Regions from separate parts of the Homo sapiens genome. Here region 2 is linked to region 1. Evidence: read pairs that join two places in POLR2A ChIA-PET (ENCODE). Cell type or tissue: Panc1. All regions are shown on one strand. Each heading gives the region's core, and the rest is flanking DNA. Links, peaks and the distances in the headings are about the cores only. Region 1 has its middle 96 kb from the start of UGP2. Region 2 overlaps WDPCP (WD repeat containing planar cell polarity effector).

Region 1 (8,351 bases), core at 195-8,194:
GTTACTCCCTGATACACCCATTGAAAGTTGAAAATATTGTAAGTGAAAAATGCATTTAATACACCTAACCTACTAAACATCATGGCTTAGCCTAGCCTACCTTAAACAGGTAGTTGGGTGCTAAAACGCCTACATTAGCCTACAGTTGGGCAAAATCATCTAAGACAAAGCCTATTTTATAATAAAGTGTTGAATATTTTATGTAATTTATTAACTCGTGTATCGAATATGAAAAACAGAATGGTTGTATGGGTACTCAAATGGTTTCTACTGAATGCACATCACCTTTGCACCACTATAAAGTCAAAAAATTATAAGCAAACCATTGTAAATTGGGGACTGTCTGTACAAGAAAGTAAGGAAGTCTCAGATCAGGGACTAAAAGAGGAAGGGATCTTGGAGAAGTGTAGTATTTTAGCCAGTTTTCTTTCTGAGTCTATTTGTTAACTTGTGTAAATTTGAGCCTTGGTTATCCTGAATCTACAGAGCCCACAGAGCAGGAAACAAAGACAAGGACTTTCAAAAGGTAGCAATTTATTAGCTCATCCCTTACTTTAAAAGAGCTGAAATATCAAAGTTCTAAACAGTCAGTGTAAGCATGACCTGGAAATAAACCCATCCCTTTCTTGTCCCTGAGGTCTAAAAAGAAAATATCCTTGACCTTTAGCAAAGAGTACAGGAGGTAAAAATAGTTGCTGAAAATTTGGAATCACAAGATGGTCCTCACACAGATTTGTAGCGCAAATTCACAGAAACTGTGTGTTACCAAAAACCACAAGTTAAGAATTTAAATTAGAGCACCCCAGACTTGTAGTGCCTTCATATGGCTGGTCAGAAACAAATGCAAATTAATCTATAGTATCCCACCATCATCTCAGTCTTCAAAGACTTCAAAGAAATGAAACTCTAAGTAAAATGAACAACTCACAACAAAAACACAACAAAATATACGAGTGAACAAAAGCACCATGAGTGATACACAGCAAAAGCAAGAGCTACAAGGAATATGTCCATATGTATTTCACATACCAGCTATAAAGTTAAAATGTTTACTATGCTTAAAGGAATAAGGGATAAGCTTCAAAGTATATGCCAGTAATAAAATATTACCAAAAACATACCCAGCAATGGGTATGAGATAATATATCAAATTAGGTTTATCCTAATAATTCGGGATTGGTTTATACTAAAAAATTAGTAATGTTGTTCACCATGTTAACAAATTAAAGGAGAAAATTTATATGATCATCTCAATAAATGCAGAAAAGGTGTTTGATAAAATTTAACATTCATTTATAATAAAAACATCTAGTTAACTAGGAATAGAAGGAGCTTCCTCAGTCTAATTTAAAAATAAATAAAACTAAGGAAAATATTATATCTTGTGGTTATTCAAATAATTTTATCTAAGATTAGGAACAAAACAAGGATTCCCATTTCTATTTAACATTACACTGTATGTACAAGTCACTGAAGAAAAGCAAGAAAACATAACAAAAGAATAAGGATTGAAAGAGGGATAATACTATCATTGCTTTCAAATAATACTGTTAATATGTAAAAAAATTCAAAATGAACTACCAATAAATTTTTTAAATGAATGTAAATTTAACAAAAGTTGTCAGATACCAACTCAATATAAAACTCTATTTCATTTCTATATAGCAGCTAGAGTTAGCAAATAACACATACACTCTTTTTCTTATTCTCTTTCTATTTCCCTCACTCTCTCTCTCTGTATATATATTCATTCCATCCACATGTATTTTTAATGGAAAATACCTATGTATTAATCTAACAGAATATACAAAACTTTTAAGAAACAATAGAACTAGAAGATTCTATATTATAAAGATATCTGTTGTCCCTAATTTGATCTACAGAATCAATGCAATCTCAATCAAATCTCTGATAGATTTTGTTTAAAAAGTCAAACATGACCATCATATTCTAAAATGTATATGGAATAACAAAGGACCAAAAATAGCCAAAACACTCTTAAAGAGGACAAATGAGTTTGTCCTACCAGCTTTCAGGACACTAATAAAGCTGTGGTTCTTAAGATAGTACAGTATTAGTGCTGGATAGACAAATAGATCTATGGAACAGAATTAAAGCCCAGAAATAGACACTGACATATATAGATACTAGATATATGATGGAAGTGGTATTGCAGATGACAGGAAAATGATGAGTTTTTCAATAAATGGTACTGGATAAAGATATCCATATGGGAAAAAATTATATTGAGTCTCTACCTCACACTATAAACAAAATAAAATTTTGGGAGAATCAAAGACCTAAAAGTAAAAGGCAAAACCAAAGCCTTTAAAAAAATACATAGGAAAATATCCTCATGGCAACAGAGTACAGAAGGATTTCTTGAACAAAGTACAAAAAGACAAACAGGTGAAAGATTGAAAATTTAAACTAAATTAAAATTAAGAATTTTAGATATGTTTCAGATCATCAAAGGACAACATAAAAAGTGCAAAGACAAGTTACAAATTAGTAGAAAATATTTGTAGCATATGTTACTAAGATCTAACATCTATAGTATGCAAGAGCTGCTACAAATCAGTGGGAAAATGACAAAATAGGACCAGACATTTTATCAGGGAAAATTCAGCCCCCGATATTTCAACGTCGGTCCTTTTCTATTTTCCCTAAGTGTCAGCCAGTCTGAGAAATAAAGGGAAAGAGTACAAAAGAGAGAAATTTTAAAGCTGGGTGTCTGGGAGAGACATCACATGTAGGCAGGTTTCATGATGCCCCCGAGCCATAAAACCCAAGTTTTTATTAGCAATTTTCAAAGGGGAGGGAGTGGGTCACAGAGATCACATGCCTCAAGGGCAACAAAAGATCACAAGGCAGAATGTCAGGGCGAGATCACAAGTTCAGGGCGAAACTAGAATCACTAATGAACTTCCATGTCCCGCTGTGCACGCATTATCATTGATAAACATCTTAACAGGGTTCAAGAGCAGAGAAACGGTCTGACTAGAATTCGCCAGGCTGGAATTTCCTAATCCTAGCAAACCTTGGGGCGCTGCAGGAGACTAGGGCGTGTTTCATCCCTATCTACATCTGCATAAGGCAGACACTCCCAGGGTGGCCATTTTAGAGGCCCCCCCTGGGAATGCATTCTTTTCCCAGGGCTGTTAATTATTAATATTCCTTACTGGGGAAAGAATTCAGCGATATTTCTCTTACCTGTTTTCGGTAATAAGAGAAGTATGGCTCTGTCCTGCCCAGCCCACAGGCAGCCAGACTTTAAGGTTATCTCCCTTGTTCCCTGAAAATCGCTGTTATCCTGTTCTTAAGGTGCCCATATTTCATATTGTTCAAAAACACATGGTCTACAAACAATTTGTTTAGTTAATGCAATCATCTCAGGGTCCTGAGGCCACATACATCCTCAGCTTACGAAGATGACAGGATTAAGAGATTAAAGTAAAGACAGGCATGGGAAATCACAAGAGTATTGATTGGGGAAGTGATAAATGCCCTGAATCTTTACAATTTATGTTCAGAGATTGCAGTAAAGACAGGTGTAAGAAATTATAAAAGTATTAATTTGGGGAACTAATAAATGTCCATGAAATCTTCACAATTTATGTTCTTCTGCCATGGCTTCAGCCAGTCCCTCTGTTTGGGGTCCCTGACTTCCCACAACACATTTCACAAAAGAAGAAACTCAAATGGCCCATAAACATATGAAAACATGCTCACCTTCATTAGTGATTAAGAAAATGCAAATACAATGAGATATTTCCTATCTATCAGATTAACAAAAATTTTAAAATAGCCAATACCATGGGTTGATCAGCATCTGCCTTAATGGGAACTCAGCTGTGCTGGTGGGAACATAAATGGGCACAAAAACAGTTTGGCAGTACTTCATAAAGAAGAAAAGAGGCACAGTTTTTACCCTAGTAACTCCAGTAACTCCCTCATACTCATCAGGAGTCATACAGAACATTCATGGAAACATAGTTGATAATAGCCCCTATATTAGTCAAGATTCTCCAGAGAAAGGGAGCAAATAAGATGGAGTACAAGTGTGTGTGTGTGTGTGTGTGTGTGTAAGTGCGTGCATGCGCATATGATTTTAATCATAATGCAGAGCTATAAGACCAATACCCAAACTCTAGGCCTTCCAGATGAAAGAGCTGTAATAAAACAACAGTTGAAAAATCATTACCTTGTCTAATTAAAAATATCTAAAACCAACAACTATGAGTTCTAAACTATGAATGTAAATACATATGTTTTTAAATTTAATAATGATAGTAATCAACCAACAGTGTAGAGAAACTGGTACTCATAGTTGTTGGCAGCATTGCCAGTTGATACGATCATTCAGTGGAATAGTTTTAACCATATTAGAAATATGAAATGAGATATTAAAACATTGCCATTCTTTGACTCAGGTTTCTGCTTTGGGAAACTTAAGGTTATTTAAGAAAATAATTTTTAAAGGGCAGAACAAACCAATGTGTAAAATAATGTTTAAGGCAGAAATATTTATAAAGGCAAAACTTAAAACAATTCAAATTCTTTACTCTTTATAAATCCTCAAAGTAGAGTACATTACTTATGAAAATAACATAAATATATACCTTGTATTGATATATGGATATATTAAACAACATCAAATGAACAACCAGACTAAACATAAATTCACATATTGTTTATATGATTAAAAAGATCTGCAGAAGCACTGAAAATATCAGAGAAATTTAAAGTAATATAAATAGTTGTGTTAGGCTTATGGGAATGTTCAATGACGTGATTATTATTTTTAAAATAAGTGGGTATATATTTAATCTGAAAGAATATATTTAATGATGAAATTTCAGGCAGTGTTATAGACAGATGGTGAAACTATTTGTGCAGGAGGTGGGGTGGGTAGGGGAAAGGGGGACCTAGAATCTCACCACATGGAAGTTTCTATAATCAGAGGGTTTTCTCTGGGTTGTGCAGACTGTGGAGCCAAAAGGCAGACTCATACAGAAGACTTCTCAAAGGGGAAAAAAGAACTGAAAGGACTATAATTAGAAAAATGTGATTGTAAATTAATTTCCCTTTAGGATGTAAGCTGCTTTTCTTTTCTTTGTTTCTTTTATTTGTTTACGTTTAAAACAATTGCAACTTAGTGATTTACTACAGTATATGAGAGACGTTGTTTTCCAGAGAGTCTGAGTTCTGTGTCCTTGGTCTGACTAATTTGTTTGATTTAACATTGAGAGAAGTATGGACAGTGTAACTATGGAAGAAGCTTATCAATTAACTGGCATCCAGTTCCTTTGATGGCAGCAACATTACGGTGGCTGTCTTCTCAGAATCTTGTCTCATTTACTGAAGACAAAAACGAGGAATGATGTGCCATTCTGAACCAAAGGCCAGCATAAAAGAAGGTCAGTGAGCAAGAGGAGAGGGCTGCATTGCTGTTGCAGCTTTCAGGTTAGAGTATATTGGAAACAAAGAAGAAGGCACCATTTCCTTAAACTGAAGCTGTAAAGTATGAATATTCTGCTCGAGAAAAAGTGCAATGCAGCTAAAACTGTATTGTGCATCCAAGAACACTATGACTGCAACAGATCACTTCTCTATTTCACTTTCTCCAGTTATAAAACAAAATGAGAAATAACTCCCTCTGTCTACTATCCCTCCACACCCCCACCCTTCATACATCTGGAACATGTTATGACAGATTAGAAAAATCAATAATTTCTTTTTAGAACATGATGTGTATAAGTTGCCCCTGCCATTAAGGGGCTTATTACACTTTAATTAGTACTGCTTTCTGTTTTGTACATTAAGTTATGTGATTTCTACTCAAGTGTTTTGTTGAGAGATCTTAAAGTCACAAAGAGTGATAAGCAATGAATAAATTTTTTAAACATAATTTTCCATGTTATTAAAGTTGCAATAAATATATCACAATCAGTTGTTACTTTTAAGCAGCTCATGGTATTTTTTTTAAAAAGCTTTTAGTATCACAAGGTCTACAATGTAATCTCCCTAATAAGATCACTTGATATCAAGTTGCTCAACTGTGCACATGGCCTTTCAAATAGAATGCCATCTCTTAATGCTGTGGACTGTCATGCAAGTATTCATAACTTGGGATTAACTTTCATATGAATTATTTGAGAAGTCTACATAATGCCAACAAAATAATTTTCTAAAAACCTCATTATCTTATTTCCAGGTATATCTTGATGTATTTTTTTAAAAACTGTAGAATCAACAAATCCCTTTGGAATCTAAAGTTTAGATAATGTCACAAGCTATTCAAAGGAATTAGCAAATCTTTCCAGCAGCTGTTCTTCCATTTTCCCTGGCAGCATCAGGTGGCAAGGACAGGCGGTAACCAAATCCATTTAGTGTTAAGTGTGACTCTAACATTGATGACCTTACTGAAATAGTTGGGTCTGATGCTCTGAAGAATGATTAGGTAGGGAAGCCACGTAGCAGGCTGCACATACCACCTTATCACAGAGCTCATTTAGAATATAGTTTGAAATTTTGTTGGAATAACAACTTGCAGGTAGGAAGAACAGCTCAGGAGAAAGAGCACTGGAATGGGACAGATCTGGATTCAAATTCCAGCTCACCACTTACAACATCAATCCCTCCAAGCCTTGTTTACTCATCTGTAACATGAAAATACAAACAATATCAATTCCACGGGGTTGTTTGGGGATTAAAAAGATGTAAACATCCCTTTTGGCATAAAATAGAGGCTCAAGAAATGTTAGTTCCCTTCTTTCCGTTCACCTGCGTCATGTGTCATGCTGGCCTTTCTTATTAAATTTTCAGTTCATTTTCAATTATAGCACCCTTAAATTCTTTACAGGCTAGTAATAAAATGCAACTGATAACATTGGGCTCTGTGTTACTGAGGCAAGGACTGGGTATAGAGTTTCCCTGGTGCTGCTTGGCACGTTACCCAGATGTTCTAGAAGGTCATGGTCTGTGGCATTGTGTGGAACATACAATAAACAATCCACCAACGTTTTTATGTCATCTCGTATGGGTCTTTTGTTAGTTATCACTGCTCTCAAGTTTTGGGTTGATAATCTACAGATAATATCATTAGAATTTATAAGAAAAAAGAACCCTTGTAGGCATGGCAGACTGCATAAAATAGATTGAACAAGACGAGGCTTTTAATGCAATCTACCTCATTAGTGAGAGGATATGGATCAGGCAGGGCACGATAAATTCTGAGGACCATCCCAAAGTGATCCCTGGGACCTATTCTGTAATGAAGTAGGAAGGCCAGACCTATCTTAAAACACTAAGTCTCCCTATAATGTTGGGTGAGTATCATCCACAAGTTACATGGCACTTTAATTAAGAGGACCACTAAAATTATAAGCTAGAATACAGACATTGAAATAGAAACTTTCCTTCCTTTCTCCCTTCCTTCCTCCCTCTCTCCCTTCCTTCCTTCCTCCCTCCCTTCCTTCCTTTTCTCTTCTTCCTGTTTCTTTCTTTCCATTTTATCTTTTTACAGAAAGAACAACAGGCTACTGACAAAAACACTTACACTGTAATAAGATGAACTATTAGAGATAGGGGAGACTAATATTCCTGGACATACAGTCAAGAAATTCCTCTGGGTTTATGCCAAGAGATAGACATCAGACTGAGTCAAGCCCAAGCACACATGATTGAGATCTCTAAAATATGCCTGACATGTGAGAAAAAATTTATCTGGAGTTCAGCTAATCCATATCATTCAGTTTTCTTTTTCTTTTGTTAAACTGAAGTAAACTTTAATAGTTCTTTATTAACCACCAGCTGTTGTATGATCCAATTTTAATAACGTTTTCCATTTATCTTGCTTTTTGTTTGTCTAATCTTTTATCTGTATATAGGCATAGAGAAGTCTGGAATAATATTCACCTAAAGTTAGCAACAGTCATTTTCTGAGTGGTAAGAGGGGGCTTTATTTGTTGTGCTTTTATAAATTGCTTGAATTTTTAAATGATTTATTTAAAGAAATCAGAGGGTTTTTAAATAAAATAATCCACAACACTGATTTTTCACTTACCCAGTTTCTGATTAAAAGTGGCAAATGAGGAATGACGTTACATTGTTAAGCCATTAAATTTGAAAAAAAAATGCAAATATTGTAATCATGCAGGTAAACCAAAAAAATTTAAGATGCAATTTATCAAAGCCAGAAATCATTCAAAGTAGGCAAGCAAAGAAAGTAAACATTAAGCATAGTGAAATACAAGAGACCAACTCTACTTAAACCATTTCCCACTCAATTAAACAATTAAATAAAACATTTATTTCTAACAGCTGGCTGCCAGAGATGCCCAGGAGAA
Region 2 (8,351 bases), core at 288-8,287, 160 kb after region 1:
CATGTTAGATAATGGAGTGTGATTGAAAATAGGATTATTTATAAAGCAAGGTTAAGACTTGTGAAATAAATCAGAGACCAAATTATTACAAATATTTTTTAAAGGAAAGATTGCAGAGCTAAATAGTTGACCTTAGCTGAAAAAAAAAACTTTGGCTTTTTACCCTTTTTAAAATTTAAGTGTAATGCTAGGTATCTTGGAAATTATTTGTTGGCTTAAGTGACATGCAGGACATTTTTGAAAGTATTCTCAAGTAATTTCTTAAAATGAATATGTAGTATTTTAAAAATAATTATTACATTCACTTTAGTGAATCTTAAACGTAGTAATTCCAAATTTAGTTATGGCAAAAATAAAAGTGCTTGTAATTTAATTTAAAACTGTAGTCTCAATGAGAACCACTTTATTACTATGTCTTACAATTTTATACATACACAATTTGTACACATTTTAAACTATAACATTTGACTGGAATTTTCAGGAATGGTGAAATACAGGATATTTTAATAGGATAAAAGTTTTAATCATGATCATTACGTAGTCAAGTTGCTTTGAGTGGTCAAGTGGTAGAATTGAGTGGAATAATTTGCTAGGACCTCCTCTTTTAACTTTAGTTAAACAAGATAAAACATTATTCATCAGGATTCTGTTTGATAATTACATGTTTCCAGAAGTATGAGCTACCTAACCTTGAGTTTTTTTCAAGTGAAAGGAGCAGAATTTATTGGTCTTAACTTTACTACCTAGCTGTGTGACCTTGAACAAGTTTCCTGGTCTCTATAAATCTTCATTTATTAATACAATGAGGCTAATAACACAGAGTGATCATTATATCTGGAAACGTAATGTAGCAATTCCATTCCTTTACATACCCATTTAAATCAAGAGATGTACAAGATGTTCATAAGCACTGTTTCTAAGAGCACAGCTCTAGAAATTACCCATATGGCCATCAATAGGAAAATGTAAAAATATATTGAAAATGAATAGAACATAGCTACACACCAACATGGATTCATTGAAATCCATTGGATTGATTGAAAATGAATTCATTTTCATTGGATTCATTGAAAATGAATATAGCTACACACCAACATGGATGAGCATCAAAAATACAATGTTAATTGAAAAAAGCAAACCATATAATAATATATACATTATGATTTAATTTTTATAAAAATTAAAAATTTGCAACAAATACTGTTGTTCACGATTTCAAACCCATCTGGTAAAACCATAAATAAGAGCAGAGGAATGATTAATCAGAATTCAGGATAGTGGTTGCTTGGGGAGGAGAGTAGGAGACGGGGTACTGGGGTCTTCAAAATATTAGTGATCTACTTCTTTTTAAGCTGTGTTAGTATGTGGGTATTTATTCATTCATTTATTTATTTTGAGGCCATCTCACTCTGTTTCCCAGGCTGGAGTGCAGTGGTATGATCATATCACTGTAGCCGCGATTTCCTGGGCTCAAGTGATCCTCCTGCCTTGGCCACCCAAAGCGCTGGTATTATAGGCATGAACCACTGCACATAGCCTGGTTTTATTTTTTGTTTTAGTTTAAGACATACATATATCTCTGGCCACTCTTTTTTTTTCTTATTCTTCTTTGAGATGTGGTCTCGCTAGGTTGCTGAGGCTGGTCTAGAACGCCTGGGCTTGAATGATCCTCCTGCCTCAGGCTCCCAGGTAGCTGGGACTACAGGCACTGACCACTCATATGTATCCTATTTTATATGAAACATGGTGACTTAGAACTTTATCTTTTATTATTGAACAACAAATTTGAGAGAGAATACAGTCACTCATGACACTAGTACCCTAAAATAACTATTTACATTTTTCAAAATTTCTTTCTTTTTTTTTTTTTTGAAACGGAGTCTTGCTCTGTCGCCAGGCTGGAGTGCAGTGGCGCAATCTTGGCTCACTGCAAGCTCCACTTCCTGGGTTCAAGCAATTCTTCTGCCTCAGCCTCCTGAGTAGCTGGGACTACAGGCACGTGCCACCACACCCAGCTAATTTTTGTATTTTTATTGGAGATGGGTTTTCACCATGTTGGTCAGATGATCTCGATCTCTTGACTTCCTGATCCGCCCGCCTGGCCTCCCAAAGTGCTTGGATTACAGGCATGAGCCACCGTGCTCTGCCAGGTTTTCAAAATTTCAAGGTTAAATTTAAATGACGTCTTGCTATTTGTCTTCAATTTGTCCCATTTGTTCTCTGTTCTCTCTTCTTTTCTTCCTTCTTTTTGATGAATTGAAATTTTTTACAATTCCATTTTATCTCCTTTATTGGCTTATTGACAGTAACTTTATTTTAGTGACTGTTGTAGGGTTTATAGCATACATCCTTTATCATAGTGTATTTTCAAGTGATATTATACCATTTCATGTATAAAAACCTGCCAATAATTTACTTCCATTTCTCCTTTCCTGACCACTTTACTTTTACATGTTATGAGCCCCATACAACATCATCGTTATTTTTGCTTAGTCAATTATTTTTAAAAGAGATTTAGTGAGAAAATATCTTAAATATTCATCAATATGGTTACTATTTTCAGTCTTTTAATTTCTTTTTATAGATCTGTATTTCTAATATAGTATGATTTTTCTTCTGTCTAATGTAGTTCCTTTTTAAAAATGTTTCTTGTGGTTAGGATTGGCTACTGAAAAATTCTCTCAGCTTTTGTATGTGTGGAAAAATGTTTGTTTGAAAGATATTTTCACCGGATATAGAGTTCTAGATTGATAGTTTTTTCTTTCAGTACTTTGAAGATCTTGATCCACTGTTTTTTTTCATTTGCCTTGTTTCTGATTAAAAATCTACTATCATCTTTATCTTTCTGTATTTGTACTTAAGTGTCTGTTTTTCTCTGGCTGCTTTTAACATTTTTCTCTTTATTACTGGTTTTGAGTAATTTCATTATGATGTGCCTTGCAAGTGTAGTCTTTTTTATGTTTCTTGTGCTTGGGGTTCATGGAGCTTCTTGGATCCATAGGTTTATAGTTTTCAATGAATTTGGGGAAATTTTGACCTTGTTTCTTGAAATACTTTTTTCTGTGTGCTCTTCGATTCTTGCGCTGTTTTGGGGATGACAGTTATATGTATTTTGAGCTGATTGAAGTTGTCTCATGGCTCATTGATGCTCTGTTTATTTTTAAAATTATCTTTTCTTTCTAGGTTTCATTTTGTAAAGTTTCTGTTGCTAGGTTTTCAAGGACACCAGTTTTTTATTTTGCAATGTCTAATATGCTATTCATTCTATCCAGTATATTTTTTATTTCACATATTGTTTTTATGTGTAGAAGTTGGATTTGGGTCTTTTAAAAAATATCTTTCATGTCTACTACATTTGTTTAACATGTGGAATACAGTTATAATCATTGTTTTAATATTCTAGTCTCCAGGTTATAACATGTCTGCCAGTCCTGGGTTGGTTTTAGTTAATTTTTATTTCCATTATGGGCCATATTTTTATGCTTCTTTGGAAGTCTGGTAATTTTTTTTATTAAATGTCAGATTGCGAATATTACATTTCTTTTTTTTTTTTTTTAAGATAGGGTTTTGCTCTGTTGCCCAGGCTAGAGCTAGTGGCCAGTGCAGCCTCAACCTCCTAGGCTCAAGCAATCCTCCATCCTCAGCTCTCAAATAGCTGGGACTACAGGTGTGCACCACCATACCTGGCTAATTTCTTGTAGTTTTTTGCAGATACAGGGTTTTGCCATGTTTCCAGGGCTGGTCTCAAACTCTAGGACTCAAACGATCCACCCGTCTCAGCCTCCCAAAGTGCTGGGATTATAGGCCTGAGCCACCATGCCCAGCCTGAATGATTTTTATCTTTCTATAAATAACTTTGAGCTTTATTCTGTGATGCAATTAAATTATTTGAAATTAGTTTAATTCTTTCAAAACTTGCTTTTAAGATTTATTAAATATTAGTCAGGATCTGAGTATTGCTCAGCTACTAGGGGTAATAATTTCCTACTCCTGAGCCAAGACTTTTCTGTGTACTCTACCCAATGACTGTGAATCACAAAGTTTTTCTGTCGGGCTGGTGAGAACAGGCACTATTCCCAGCCCGATATGAGTGCCAAGCACTGTTATCTGTAATCATTTCTAGTTGCTCTTTCTCCAGCCTCATGGTTTGATCATATGCATGTGCTGTGAGTACTCAGCTGAATTCTCAAGCGGAACCCTCTGAAATTCTCTGGAGTTCTCTCTGTATGATTCTCCCTCTCCAGGGAACTAACTACCTTGTCTTCTCCAGTTTTTCAGTTCTGTCTGCTCAACTCAAGTTTGCCGGGCTACTCCTGGTTTCCCCTTCCTTGCACTGTACATTCTCTCACACAAAGACATATGGAAATATGTCTTATGGAACTAAGCTCTAAGACAGCTTTGTATGCCTTCTACGTTGGTTTTTAGTTCCTACTTTTTGGTGAAGAGAAGTGCTCTCTCTTACAAGCTCAGCTATTTTTTTTAGTCTTTTATTTTGAAATAATTTCAAATTTACTGAAGAATTGTAAGAATAGTAAAAAGAACTTCTAAGGCCCCCTCAGTTAGATTTACCTTTTAAACATGTTGTCACATTTGCTTTATCACATGTTCCCACCACACTATCCCCTTGATTTTTTCTGAATCATTCGAGAGTAACTTGCAGACAATGTGTCCTTTTATATTCCTATATTCTTCAGTGAATATATTCCAAGAACAAGGCATTCTTTTGCTTAACCATTATACAGTTAAGAAACTTAACATTGATGTGTACAAGTATCTAATATACTCTCCTGTTGACACGCTGCCAGTTGTCTCAGTAATGTCTCATAATGTTTTTCCCCTCATACAGGATTGTGCATTTAATTTAGATGTCATATCTCTTTAATCTCCTGTAATCTGGAACAGTTTATTGGCCCTCTTTGTCTTTCATGACATTGACATTTCTGAAGAGTATAGGCTAGTTTTTTGGAGACCATCCCTCAATTTGGGTTTGTTTGATGTTTTTTTGTGGTTAAATTCAGGCTTGCATTTTTGGGAGGAAGATTACATAGGTGATGTTGTGGCCTTATCAGAGCATTAAATCAGTATGTCTTATTATTTATGATGTTGATTTTAATCATTTGGTTAAGGTATTCACCAGATTTCTTTACTATAAAATTACTATTTCTTCCCCCTATAATTAATAATCAGTGGGGACATACGTTGAGACTACATTAATATCCTGTTTCTCACCAAACTTTTACTCATAGTTTTAGCACTTATTGATTATTTTTGCCTGAATCAATTATTACTATGGTTGTAAAATGATTTTCAAAGTCTGTCATTTTTTCACCACTTAGTAAATGGCATTCTACTGTAAGTTTGAGTTTTTCCTTCTCATCTGCCTTTGTTTGCTGCTCCTACATATAACAAATACTACAGACTGAGTGATTTATAAAGAATAGAATTTTATTTGGCTCATAGTCCTGGAGGCTTGGAAGTCCAAGAGTGTGGCATTGGCTTCTGGTGAGGGTCATCTCATGGCAGAAGTCACCACATGGCAAGCAAGTGTGAGAGACAGAGAGGAAGGGGGCTGAACATATCAGGAGCCCGCTCCCACAATAATTAACCCATTCTCCTGATAGCAACATTAACCAGTTTATGAGGACAGAACCCTCATGACCTAATCACCTCTTAAAGTCCCCACCTTTTAATACTATTACAATAGCATCAAATTTCAACATGAGATTTGGTGTAGACATCCAAACTAGCATTATCTATCTTGTCTGTCTGTCTGTCTGTCTATCTGTGTATCTACCTACCTGCCTACCTACCTATCTAATCTATCTACTCCATTTGGATTCATGACTTCTCATTTTATTCAGTGGATTGCATCAGTACGAAAGGCTTTGTTTTTCTTTAAGTGATTGTTGATGATTTTTTCTTTTTCTTTTTCTTTTTGTTTGAGATGGAGTCTAGCTCTGTTGCCCAGGCTGGAGTGCAATGGAGTGATGTTGACTCACCACAACCTCTGCCTCCTGGGTTCAAGTGATTCTCCTGCCTCAGCCTCCTGAGTAGCTGGGACTACAGGTGTGTGCCACCACACCCAGCTATGTTTTGTACTTTTAGTAGAGATAGAGTTTCACCATGTTGGCCAGGCTGGTCTCAAACTCCTGACCTCCAGTGATCCACCCACCTTGGCCTCCCGAAGTGCTGTGATTACAGGCATGAACCACTGTGCCCAACCAGTTGATGACTTTTTTCTAATTTGGCATGACTTAATAAGAGGAAATGAGCTAAACATCAAGACAGATGATCTTTGATTTAGCATCTTTTATTTAACACTTATTTACTGGCCTCCAGACTGTGTGAGGTGCCCATTCCTAGTCCATTCAGGTTTATGTGTGGGGCACTGTTGGAGAAGACTTATGTTTAGAGCACACATGATCTTCTATTTAGCACTTTTAGTGAAAAGTGATATAAGATGCCCTTTCAATTATTTTCTGGAGAACGTAAGGAACAGAGACCACCTCAGATGCTTTGTCATAGGATGCTATAGTGTAAGGATATGCATGATAATAAGAGACAAATCTTGGCCACTTAGGAAGACCTCAGGGGAACCCAGGGAAAGCCAAACTGTGAGATTCCAATCCTATTCTCTCCTCTCCTAAATAGGAACAAATAGGGCCATTATTTGAGCCTCATTAAGAATAAGTGAATCTCATGGAGAATAGAATCGATAGGCCATTCTAGAATCTCAAAATGTTATGGGTTCTGTGTTACCTGTCCTAGCTTCGGCAGTCCACAGATCTTAATTCTAGTGTTTTATCAATAACCTAACTTAATTTTTAAAATCTTTCTGCTTTTCTTCTTGCTCTTAATTATCTGGGTGTCCATAGTTCCTTAGAGAGACAGAGGTAGATTGGCCTGGGAGTTCATCGCTGCTGTTGTTTTGGCAGAGCTTCCCCTCCTAAGTTTCCCGTTTTACTTACCAACCTCCAGGCTATGTCAGGTGCCCATTCCCAGTCCACTCAGGTGAGGGCACAGTTGGAGAGGAATCATGATGTTTAGAACACATATTTCTTTTCATGGAATATCTTGTGGCTCCCCTTGTGGTAGGGTTGGTGGAAAGTGCAGTTTTCATAAGTTGCTACTATAGATATAATTGGCAATATGGATTTGCATCCTGTTCTTCATCCTAAAGACAGAGTCCTACTCAGAGCTGTGCGCTGTCTGTAGGTAATATAAGCTAAGTGGTTTACTTTTTGAGTTATTTTCGGGATACTAATATGGTGAGATTTATTTAAATTTATTTTAAATAATGATAATGCTGAAAATTGGTATAAAACTGGGACAAGGATTTCCAGTAATTTGATACCTTGTATTATTCACTAAAATTGTTATGAAACCATGACTGTTAATTGAGTCTGCCTTATTAATTTGGCCTGATTAAGAGATATAAATATAACACAGTGTATTTTTTTAACTTTTCTGTTATTACCGCATCATTTAGTATTTCCTTAAAAGAGCTATTCAGTATTTCTGTGAACATCTGTGTAGATTGTTTGCAGTTAACATTTTCCTGAAGCCAAAACTAGACTTCCCACAATGTATAATTTACCTTTGAAGATTTCCTGTGTTGGGTATCACTTGTTCATGTGTTCTTGTTATTTAATATGAATGAAATATTAATAACTAATTGTTTAAAGTGCAGTATTTAAGTTAATTCCATGTATAATTAAAAAATTTAAATACATTAACATTTCACAACATAGTCTATGATTGGGATTAGGACTGTTTGTGTTTGCTGTTCAAATATTCAGTATAATATTTGATATTTGGATAAACTGCTATTTTTCATATCAAGTATATTTGTTTAAAATTTTAGAGGGGATATACCAGGGAGCTTGGAAAATTTGTATTTGACATAAAATTATTTGATTATTTTCAGATATTAAAAATGTAGAACAGTTTTTGGCAATCTCACAGGCTTACATGACTATTAGATTTTGCAGGTTTGCATCCTTTAATGATATGTTACTTTTTCTGTCTACATAAAATATTTAATTTCTGGGTCATGCTTGAAATGGGATAAAGGAAGGGAAAAATGAGATGAGATGCCTTTTCACTTCTTTTCTAGAGAACATAAAGCTGCTTCATTTCCATTCAGCAAACTCCCCCAAACAATAAACTTTATTTAGAGGAAACATATCTTTAATTTAAGGTACAATACTTTCCATGTACATTGTGTGAATTGTTAAGGGTGTTGACAGTTAAAAAGCTGTCTGACTGAACCAATTATTTACAACAAGCCCAGGCCAGCCAGAACTACTTTGGGAAGGGATATAGACTTACTAATATAAGGCAAGATTACT

The links. ChIA-PET counts read pairs that join two places held together with the same protein. Peaks named below come from ENCODE experiments on the same cell type or tissue, not always from the same donor. Only the 100,000 strongest peaks of a DNase experiment are listed, where the experiment ranks them.
Region 2: POLR2A ChIA-PET joins it to region 1 with 5 read pairs; 5 of 35 experiments call an interaction of 5 or more read pairs at or near these places.

The regions. Positions count from the first base shown.
Region 1 is chr2:63,741,380-63,749,730 of GRCh38, reverse strand. It overlaps a transcript of WDPCP not described here. Among named protein-coding and RNA genes, the nearest start is that of UGP2, 96 kb to the left of the region's middle. RefSeq lists an enhancer at 2,691-3,342. In Panc1, for the core only: no CTCF peak of the experiment used is centred there; no DNase peak of the experiment used is centred there.
Region 2 is chr2:63,577,200-63,585,550 of GRCh38, reverse strand. The region is part of intron 1 of WDPCP (WD repeat containing planar cell polarity effector); the gene reads left to right. Among named protein-coding and RNA genes, the nearest start is that of WDPCP, 7.1 kb to the left of the region's middle. In Panc1, for the core only: CTCF peaks have their summits at 6,796 and 6,997; no DNase peak of the experiment used is centred there; H3K27ac peaks cover 1,128 bases.